Regions from separate parts of the Homo sapiens genome. Here region 2 is linked to region 1. Evidence: chromatin contacts called from ENCODE Hi-C or POLR2A ChIA-PET data. All regions are on one chromosome and are shown on one strand. The core of a region is the stretch at or near the end of the contact, and the rest is flanking DNA. Distances in the headings are between cores, read along the strand shown. Region 1 holds the start of PYHIN1 (pyrin and HIN domain family member 1). Region 2 has its middle 12 kb from the start of MNDA.

The links. Hi-C counts contacts between places; a loop is a spot of excess contacts on that map. ChIA-PET counts read pairs that join two places held with the same protein, here RNA polymerase II (POLR2A). Pooled maps may share reads with other maps.
Region 2: a loop to region 1 is called in a map of natural killer cell, with 6 times the contacts of the local background. The contact joins the enhancer-like site here to the promoter of PYHIN1 in region 1. A Hi-C loop is called at or near these places in 3 of 168 maps with a recorded cell type or tissue (naive thymus-derived CD4-positive, alpha-beta T cell and natural killer cell) and 8 of 50 pooled maps. POLR2A ChIA-PET finds 5 or more read pairs at or near these places in 2 of 52 experiments (activated CD4-positive, alpha-beta memory T cell and activated naive CD4-positive, alpha-beta T cell).

The regions. Positions count from the first base shown.
Region 1 is chr1:158,930,302-158,932,801 of GRCh38, forward strand. It overlaps PYHIN1 (pyrin and HIN domain family member 1), which reads left to right and starts at 1,251. Exons shown (of 9, transcript NM_152501.5): 1 at 1,251-1,475.
Region 2 is chr1:158,815,382-158,822,497 of GRCh38, forward strand. It overlaps a transcript of OR6N1 not described here. Among named protein-coding and RNA genes, the nearest start is that of MNDA, 12 kb to the right of the region's middle. Within about 2 kb of position 4,335, at least 5 of the 41 ENCODE cell types and tissues checked have a DNase peak (open chromatin) inside an H3K27ac peak, as active enhancers do; they include natural killer cell, where a contact is called at or near this core.

The DNA.
Region 1 (2,500 bases), core at 1-2,500:
TTTACTGGAGAAAGCACTTGCTTTTCAGCCCGGAGAAGGCGCCACCAGGAACCTGAGGAATCTGGGAACAGATTTTACTACCTTCCCACGTTTTCCCACCTTTTAAATGACTGGAACTGCTTTCTCCTTTGCTTTTCACTATATAGAACGTATGGCTCTTTATTGAAATACTATTTAAACAAGGTTTCTAAGCCACAGCCTGGAGAGAGAAATACTTTTGAACTGAGGCCTATCCCTTGTGATGAGTAGAGCACACATTAATAAACTGCTTGTTTTTCTTTTGTTAATTTGACGTTTGTTTTCAGGAGAGTGTCAACTAATAACCTAAAAAGGGAAATTTAAAAAAAACTTGTTTTCTCCCCTACAGCTGTATTTCGGGCCCCATTTTCCACTCATGGCCACATCCTGCTTGCAGATCTGCTGCTGGGTTAACACAACATCATCTGCCAGTTGGTGTCGTTTATTTGACATCTTGGGGTTTTAGTACTCTGAAGGACACCCACTGCCCTTAACAGAAAAAATACTGCTGAGCAAAGGGTTTAACAGGACTCTCGGTCTACCAGAAGTTCAGTGCATTTTCCAGGATTTTCAAGGCTTCGATGCTGTCATGTTGTGAGCCCACTATCCACTTGTGTTTTTCCATGAATAATGAAGGAAACCTGAGGAATCATGAATGTAATCATTGAGGTAAAATAACCTAGTCATAGTCAAGAGGACAGCTAGTGTTAAACTCCTTTATATATATTTGAGAAAGGATTTATATATTCATAATAACTTTCTGATCTGGAAAGCCCTAGGTTTGTCAACTATTAATAACTGGGTGAATGCTTCAGGTAGTATTTAAACCAACTGCTATTTCATAGCAGACATTCTCCCATGCAGGAGATGCAGTAAAGTACTGGTAGCAATAGATGCTCCTACCAAGATCTCCCCCTGCAACCGCACAGGAAAGGAGGGAGAAGAAACCACCTTGCTTCTCTCATATTTGACAATCATTCATCGGAATAGAGGTCCCTAATGTCCCACATGTAAGTCTGCTGGTTAAGAAAGTTCTAAGATTGGAACTCCATTCAGATATCAACATTTGTAAGAAAAAAAATTTTAAATATAACTTTGATACAAATTTTACTTTGATTAAGATACCTACAGGAAAGAAACTGTTCATTTTCTCTAACAGGATGGAAAGCAAAAAATATGGGTGGGAGGAGTCTGCACGTTGTTTCACAACTTCTCTCTCCCCAGGGCAAAGCAGAGTATGAGGAAGCCAGCACTAGTCAAGTGACTCTAAGAAGGGCCATTTTCCCTTGTTGTCTTTGAAAATACTTCATTTTCTTAGCATTTCAGGAGATTATAACATCCTGTATTTCAGTTTCTGAGAGCTTTACTGACTGATTTCCCTATTCAAAACAATCCTCATTTCCTACATTTCTGAAGATCTCAAGATCTGGACTACTGTTGAAGAAATTCCCAGTAAGGTGAGTACTGTGGGTATTTTTTATAGAAAAGATCTAGATGCTTCCTTGAAAGCCACAAAATCACAAGGGAAAAATCGATATTGGTTCTTCAGGGCAGTGGGGTGAGGGCAGTAGGGCTGGTATCAACTATATTCAGAAAAGTGAAAACTGCAGTTAATACTTCCAATTCTTTACTTACTTCAAAGATAGTAGATATCCTTTATTCTACAACTGGGGCATGAATGAAGGAATATGCATTTTGACCATTGCAGATTTTAAAACAAATTCTCTGAGTATATATTCTCTGAGGTTAGAAAGCTTGGTGGCCATTGGGGTCTGGGCAAAAGACAAGATAATGATTTCATTCTTTTTTATGGATGCATAGTATTCCACGCTGTATATGCATAACATGGATACGGCTAGAGAACATTACCCTAAGTGAACTAACACAGGAATACCAAATACTGCATGTTCTCACTTATAAGTGGAAGTTAAACATTGAATCCATATGGGCACAAGATGGGAACGGTAGACGCTGGGGACTGCTTGAGAGGAAAGGTGGGAGCAGTATGTGGGTTGGAAGGCTATCTATCTGGTACTATGTCGCTACCTTGGTGATGGGATCACCAGACAACAAGCCTCAGCGACACACAGTTTACTCATTTAACAAGCCTGCACATGTACCCTCTGAACCTAAAATGAAAGTAGAAGATAAAATAAGACAAGATAATGATGTGCACAAAGTATCAGGAAATAATATTAAGTAAAAAACACATCTAGACATACAGCTGTATTTTACGGTATCTCAATTTTACAAAACATGTTCTCACACAAAAACATATGTGAGAACATTTTGTAAATAATATTATTCTACAAGTGCAAACACATAGTAGAAAATGTATCCATTTTGCAAACACAATTATTCAAATAATTCAAATAATTCAAATGTGTCAATATTTTCATAAGTATGTTTAACTTTTACATTAGCATCATTCTATACCAGATGTGAAAGGCAGTTTTTTATTCATTTTAAGATTACTTCCTGC
Region 2 (7,116 bases), core at 3,085-5,584, 110 kb before region 1:
GTGATTTTGCTACCACAACCACCTCTTAATAAAAACAGGTTGAGATGACTGCAATGTAGGAAGACAGAAAGGGTAAGAAGAAAAGTAGGGTCCCAAAAGCTATATATTAGGTCCTAGAGTAAATTTTACAAGGGCCCAGAGATATACACAGGATGCTCCAGGGTCACTTTGGTCACTTGGGTCCAAAGTAAATGCCTGATTTGGAGCACTGCCAATTCTACTGATCCACATGAAAAAATGTGAGGTATATGTAAAACTAGGCATGAATTTCCATTGTAGAAATTGATGTGAAAAAAATTCAACTAATGTCTATCTTGTAGATAGTGTTTACTATTTTACATGCTTTACATGTTTATAATAATTATTTAACCCTCACAGGTATTCTCTGGAGAAGATCTTATTGGTGCCCTCAGTTTGCAGATGAAGAAACTAAGAAAAAGGAAGGTTTAAGTGCATTATTCATATCATGCCATTACGAATATGGTAAACATAGGCCGGGCACAGTGGCTCATGCCTGTAATCACAGCACTTTGGGAGGCCGAGGTGGGTAGATCACGAGGTCAGGAGATCGAGACCATCCTGGCTAACATGGTGAAACTCCAGCTCTACTAAAAATACAAAAAAAAATTAGCTGGGTATGGTGGCGGGCACCTAAAGTCCCAGCTACTCAGGAGGCTGAGGCAGGAGAATGGTGTGAACCCAGGAGGTGGATCTTGCAGTGAGAGGAGATGGCACCACTGCACTCCAGCCTGGGTGACAGAGTGAGACACCATCTCAAAAAAAAAAAAAAAGAATATGGTAACCATAATGATTGAAACCAAAGAGCCAAGCATTAAAACCTCTTTTCTATACATCCTGTCTCTGGAATAATAAGACTTTCTATTATTCATGAGCACCTCTTAAGTGTCAGGAGCAGTGTTAATCACTTTGTATGTTTTGTTTCCTTTAAGCCTTAGAGAACTGTGGAGATCATAATATTTTTAAACATAAGGAAAGAGATGGTCAAAGAGAGATAAATTTTTTGCCCAGGCTGGGAGCAGTGACTTACACCTGTAATCCCAGCACTTCAGGAGGCTGAGGCAGGCAGATGCTTAAGTCTACGAGTTCCAGACAGCCTGGGCAACAAAGCAAGACCCTGTCCTTATGAAAAATTTAAAAATTAGCCAAGTGTGGTGGCACATGCCTGCAGTTCCAGCTACTTGGGAGGCTGAGGCAGGAGAATGGCTTGAGCCCAGAAGGGCAAGGCTTCAGTGAGCCGAGATGTGCCCTTGCACTCCAGCCTGGGTGACAGAGCCAGATCCTGTCTCAAAAAACAAAAACAAACAAACAAAATTGTCCAGAATTACATAACCAAAAAGTGGCAACACTTGAATTTGGACCAACACCTTCCCATCTCTGCTCTGGATATTTGGATCTTACCCGTATGGGCCTAGTTCAGATCCTACTTTCTTTAAGAAGCGTTGTAATCATAGGATCAAAACTCCCTAAGATGGAAGGGATGTAAGCAGTCATCCACTGCCAGTGTCTCATTTTGCAGACAAAGAGAACGCGGCTGAGAAAGTCTCACCACAGTCACTCAGTCTGCTGGAGTGAATCTAGGGTTGAATTTATATTTTCTTAGAGCAAGTTCAGTAACATTTTTATATTCATTATGTAAAAATTGGGATAATCCTCTCTTAGAATGAAGAAACAAATTAAAGCTTATAAAGGTATGAAAAGGGTCAAAGAGTACGAAGGTTTTCAGAAAACAGCTTATAGTTGCTGACATAAACCAGAAATATAAGAAGCAAAAATTGGTTATTGATCAAATATATGATAACTTTTAAGAAGCAATTTTATAAAAGGAATTCAAGACTCAACTCCGTGACCTGCCTCTGCCAAGTTCTAGTTTGCCTTAGCTATTTGCCTTAGCTACTAATGAGCTGTGTGTCTTTTGGCAGGTCACGTTACCTCCTTGGCCCTCAATTCACTCATCAGAAAAATGAGAACGTTGAACTAAATCATCTCAGAAGAGAAACTGCTGGGAGAGCCAGGGGAGAAAAGAGGGCATAGGAAATAGCCAGAGCTTCAATTCCCCATTTATGCTATTTTAGTTTGTTTTCTGTGTTGTATTTACCTGCTTTATATATTAATTTTCTAGTGCTGCTTTTTGGCTTGTTCAAAAATATGGGATCAGATTATTTCCAGGGTGTTGTCTTTGATCTCTCTGCAAAACTGAGTGTGCTCCTTGCTAGTGCTGTACAGCAATTGTTGAAGTAATGAGAAGGAAGAGAGAACACCCATGGTTCCAGGAGACATGCCTACCTGTGGAAGGCATAGGCATGGGTGTAATCTGAAAAGGAAAATACAGTCTAGTGCCCCCAAGGAAAGAGGCAGCAACACTAGGACCTCAGGCACCTGGGCTGAGGCCCAGAAGCAAAGGCTGGATAATGGCATAACTTAAAAACTCCTTCTAATGCTGAGGGGCAGAGAATGGGGGAAACTGGGGCAGGTTCTGAGACCCTTGTTATATTAAAGAGTGTTTTGTTTCTGCTATAACTCAGACCTTAGATATTTCAGGAGACTAAGGATGCGTCCTTTAATAGATCCAGGTGTCTCAGGTCAGTGAAAGTAAAACCAGAGTGATGATGAAACTTTAACATTTTCTGAATCTATTATCTTTAATTGGGTCTTCCATTTATTTATATACCCCCTAGATACTTTCCTCTTTATCCACTCTGGACTATTACTAAATACCAAACCATCTCCCTACTTTCTTTATATTTCTTTGTCCAGAATGTCCTCCTTCTACACCACTCACCTATGCATGAACACCAGACTCATGATTTCTTTTCTGTCATACTGGACTAGACACATAGCCTTTCTGAGCCTCAGTTTCCTTTATACATTTATATAGCCACCTTAGTGGTCACTCAATAGTTTTACTGGTATTCTACTAACGTTGGCAGTGGTCAACAAATAGGTATTAAATTAACTTGCTGAGGGTTGGTCTGAATGGGATTTAAAAAAGGGTCAATTTTCAGTGTCACTTCACCTGATCTTAATGAGAAGGGTTAGAAATCCCCCTATTGATGTAGTCAGTCTCTGTTCTGAATAAGCCAGGAACAGAGTAAGCTCATGCTCAAGAAGTAGGAGCTTGCTTGAGTGGGGAGGCACTCTAAAATATGAAAGAGCTTGATGAGCTCTGAAAAGCTGTAGCAATGTGTAGAGTCTGTACAAATTCTGTACATGGAGAGGAGAGATCAGAAGGCATGGGTACCTCTGCTCAGAGGCCCAACAATATGCAATGCGCCTGGGAATCTTTGAGCAATGTGTACAAAACAGGTCTTAAACATTTCCTTATCAGTTTGATCTGAGGCAGTTGCATTGAACTTCCCTATCCTTACCCAGTCTAGATTTTTTGCTTCCTCTTCCCTTTAGCCAAACAGTGGAGCCTTGGACCCATTGCTGAACTACCACTGTTATACATGGCCTATTTGGAGGACATGGGTACCTCAGTATCTCATAAAGAACATGAGAGCTAGACTTATCCAATGAGGCAAATCCTCCCACAAAACTTTTCTCCTAAGCAACTCAGGGGAATAGAACAAAGTGCTAACAAGTTTTGCTAAGGAGAAGGAAAACAAGCTGCTTAATTGAGCTGGGGAAGCTGGGGGAGAAGCAAGGGAACAGTTCCCAGGAGGGAGCTGGTGCCAGCTCAATGATTCACAGCCACAACTTCTGTAATTATCAACATTTTCTCTTCAGAGACCACCCCCTCCATGAGTTGTGGAGCAGGGAGCTTTGGGGAGGCTCCAGTTTTCTCCTCTTTCTCGCTCAATTAATGCTAATTGGGAACATGGGAATGTAGATCAGGATGTCAAAGAAATAGCTCTAAAATACAGTCCAGCTAGGAGTCCCTTCCCCAGGCCTGATTAGGAGGCTTTGCCTGAACCACACAGAAGGGCATCATTTCCTACATTCACAGGAGTCACTGTGGAGATGTAGATTGGAAGTCAGGAGGCCTGACTTTTAATCCAGGCTCTGCTACTAACCAGCTCTTGCACAAAGTGGGTCACACACATTCCTTGACCTTCATACATTTTAAAGTTTTTTTTGAACTATGATAAATGATGTTTTTCATTTTGATACCAGGGTAAAAGCATCAAGAGAAGCAGGTCAAGTTAGTTGCTTGACTCCTTCTTTAAAGGAAAACAAAACAATCCCACACACAAAAAGAGGAATGTATACCACGGGAGTTCCAAAAAAAGGTGTTGCCATACTTGTTTGTTCTTTCAGAGCATTTTTTAAAGTGTCATTTCCTTTTTAGGAAAAAAAAGCAGTCAGCTTATCTGCCTGTCTGCACATCTCAGCTTATCTGCACACCCATCCACATATACATAGTACTGTTTCTCATGACTCACTCTCAGACACTACTAAAAGACAAAACCACAAGCACAATTTTCAGTGTTGTTTATAATAGAACATACAGTCAAAAAACTTTGCGCCGAGTTCAGCTCGGTCAGGGAGACCCTAACCCAGCAGCACTAGAGGAATTAAAGACACACACACAGAAATATAGAGTGTGGAATGGGAAATCAGGGGTCTCACAGCCTTCAGAGCTGACAGCCATGAACAGAGATTTACCCACATATTTATTGACAGCAAGCCAGTCATAAGATTTGCTAAAAATATTCCTTATGGGAAATAAAGGGATTGGCTGAAATAAAGGGATGGGCTCTGGCTAGTTATCTGTAGCATGAACATGTCCTTAAGGCACAGATCACTCATGCTATTGTTTGTGGCTTAAGAACTCCTTAAGCAGTTTTCCTCCCTGGGTGGAACAGGTGTTCCTTGCCCTCATTCCGGTAAACCAACAACCTTCCAGCGTGGGCGTCAAGGCCATCATGAGCATGTCACAGTGCTGCAGAGATTTTGTTTATGGCCAGTTTGGGGGCCAGTTTATGGCCAGATTTTGGGGACTATTCCCAACAACTTTGAGTTTTAATTCCAATTCCATAAATCATCATTGTAAATTGTAGGGCAATGTAGCTAACCCTTTTTTGCCTCATTTGCAAAACTGAAAATAATACTTAATTGTAAGGTTGTTGGAAGAATTAAGTAAGATAATTTAAGTTGGCATATAGTAGGTGCGTAAGAAATAAAATCCAAATTTGTTGATTCCTATTATTGTTAGCATCATAGTTACACATATCATGCCTAATAGAACACAAAGACATGACTCCTAAATCCATAAGTATATCATTCCATTAAGAAGTTCAACAAAGGGCTAAAATCCCAAACAGTTTTTATTTGTGTGGAGTAAGAGTGCCCCTTCAGAAGTCCTGCAATTACTTATAGACCAAACTGCTTAAAAGTGGACAAAGCCACTTCTGAAACTTCCCTAGAGTCAATTCTCTTTGAGGATATAAACTTCATTTCCAACAAGGGCAAGGAGACCTCGGTGCTGTTTTGGCCATGGCCTGGAAAAAAAACCCAGCTAGAGATAATAAAATGTTTCAACGTATGCATACCAGCCTTCAGAAGTTATTGGGAAGAATCAGGGGATATGAAAAAGAACTGTGATTAAAGTCTGGCATAGAGAAGAAGTTCAATGAATACAAGTTCCTGTCTACTTTTAGCAGTAGCCAGACTACTAAAATCCTATCACAGGGCGATCACTTTTGATCTCACTAACAGGGCTGCTTACAAGCTCTAGTCTTCCTGGATGTTTTATGGCAAAGAAATCTTGTTATCTTTAAATTCCAAAACATCTTCTTTTTTGTTTAATATACTTTGTTTTTCAGAGCAGTTTTAGATTTACAGCAAAATTGAATGGAAATTACAGTTTCTATATGCCCCTCACCCCACACATGCACTACCTCCCTCATCATCAACATACCCCACCAGAGGGGTACATTTGTTACAATCAATGAACATGTGTCCAATACTGACACACTTTTACTACCCAGTCTGCAATTTATATTAAGGTTCACTCTTGCTATCACACATTCAATACATTTACACAAATGAAAAATGACATGTATCCACCATTATAGTATCATATAGAGTAGTTTCGCTGCCCTAAAAAATACTGTTCTCTATTAACTCCTTTTCTTCTCACAACCCCATGGCAACCACTGATTTTATTCTTTCTATACTTTTGTCATTTTAGAATTATACAGTAAGTATCCTTTTCAGATTAGCTTCTTTCATTTAATAAGGTTTCTCCATATCTTCTTATGGCTTAATGTCTCATTTCTTCTAGGGTTGAATAGTATTCCACTGTCTGGATATACCACAGTTTATTGATCCACTCACCTGCTGAAGGACATTTAATTGCTTCTGAGTGTTGGCAATTATGAGTAAAGAGGCTATAATCATGTCTGAAGGCTTCTTGTGTGGACATAAGTTTTCAACTCCTTTGGGTAAATACCACAGAGAACAAGTACTGGAATGTATGAGTATTTTTAGTTTTCTAAGAAACTGTCAAACTGTCTTCCAAACTGGCTGTACCATTTTGCAATTCCACCAGCAATTGATAAGAGTTCCGTTACTCCACATCATCACCAGCATTTGGTATTGTCAGCATTTTGGATTTTAGCTACTCTAATAAATGTGTAGTGGTATCTCATTATTCTTCATTTGCAATTCCCTGTGAATATATGATGTTGAGCATCTTTTCATATGCTTATTTGTCATTTTATTGTAGATGTACTTTATCAGGTTGATGAAGATCCCCTCTATTAAGGCAACTTCTTTGAAGTCAGGTAATTTGATGCTTCCAGCTTTATTCTTTTTGATTAAGTTTACCTTGGCTATTTGGGCTCTTTTTTGGTTCCATATGAATTCTAAAATAGTTTTTCTAGTTCTGTGAAGAGTGTCATAGGTCATTTGATAGGAATAATATTGAATTTGTAACTTGCTTTAGGCAGTATTGCAATTTTAATGTATTGATTATTTCTATCCATGAGCATGAAATGTTTTTCCATGTGTTTGTGTCATCTCTGATTTATTTGAGTAGTGCTTTGTAATTCATATTGTAGGGATCTTTCACTTCCCTGGTTCACTGTATTTCTAGGTATTTTATTCTTTTTGTGACAATTGTGAATGAGGTTGTGTTCTTGATTTGGCTCT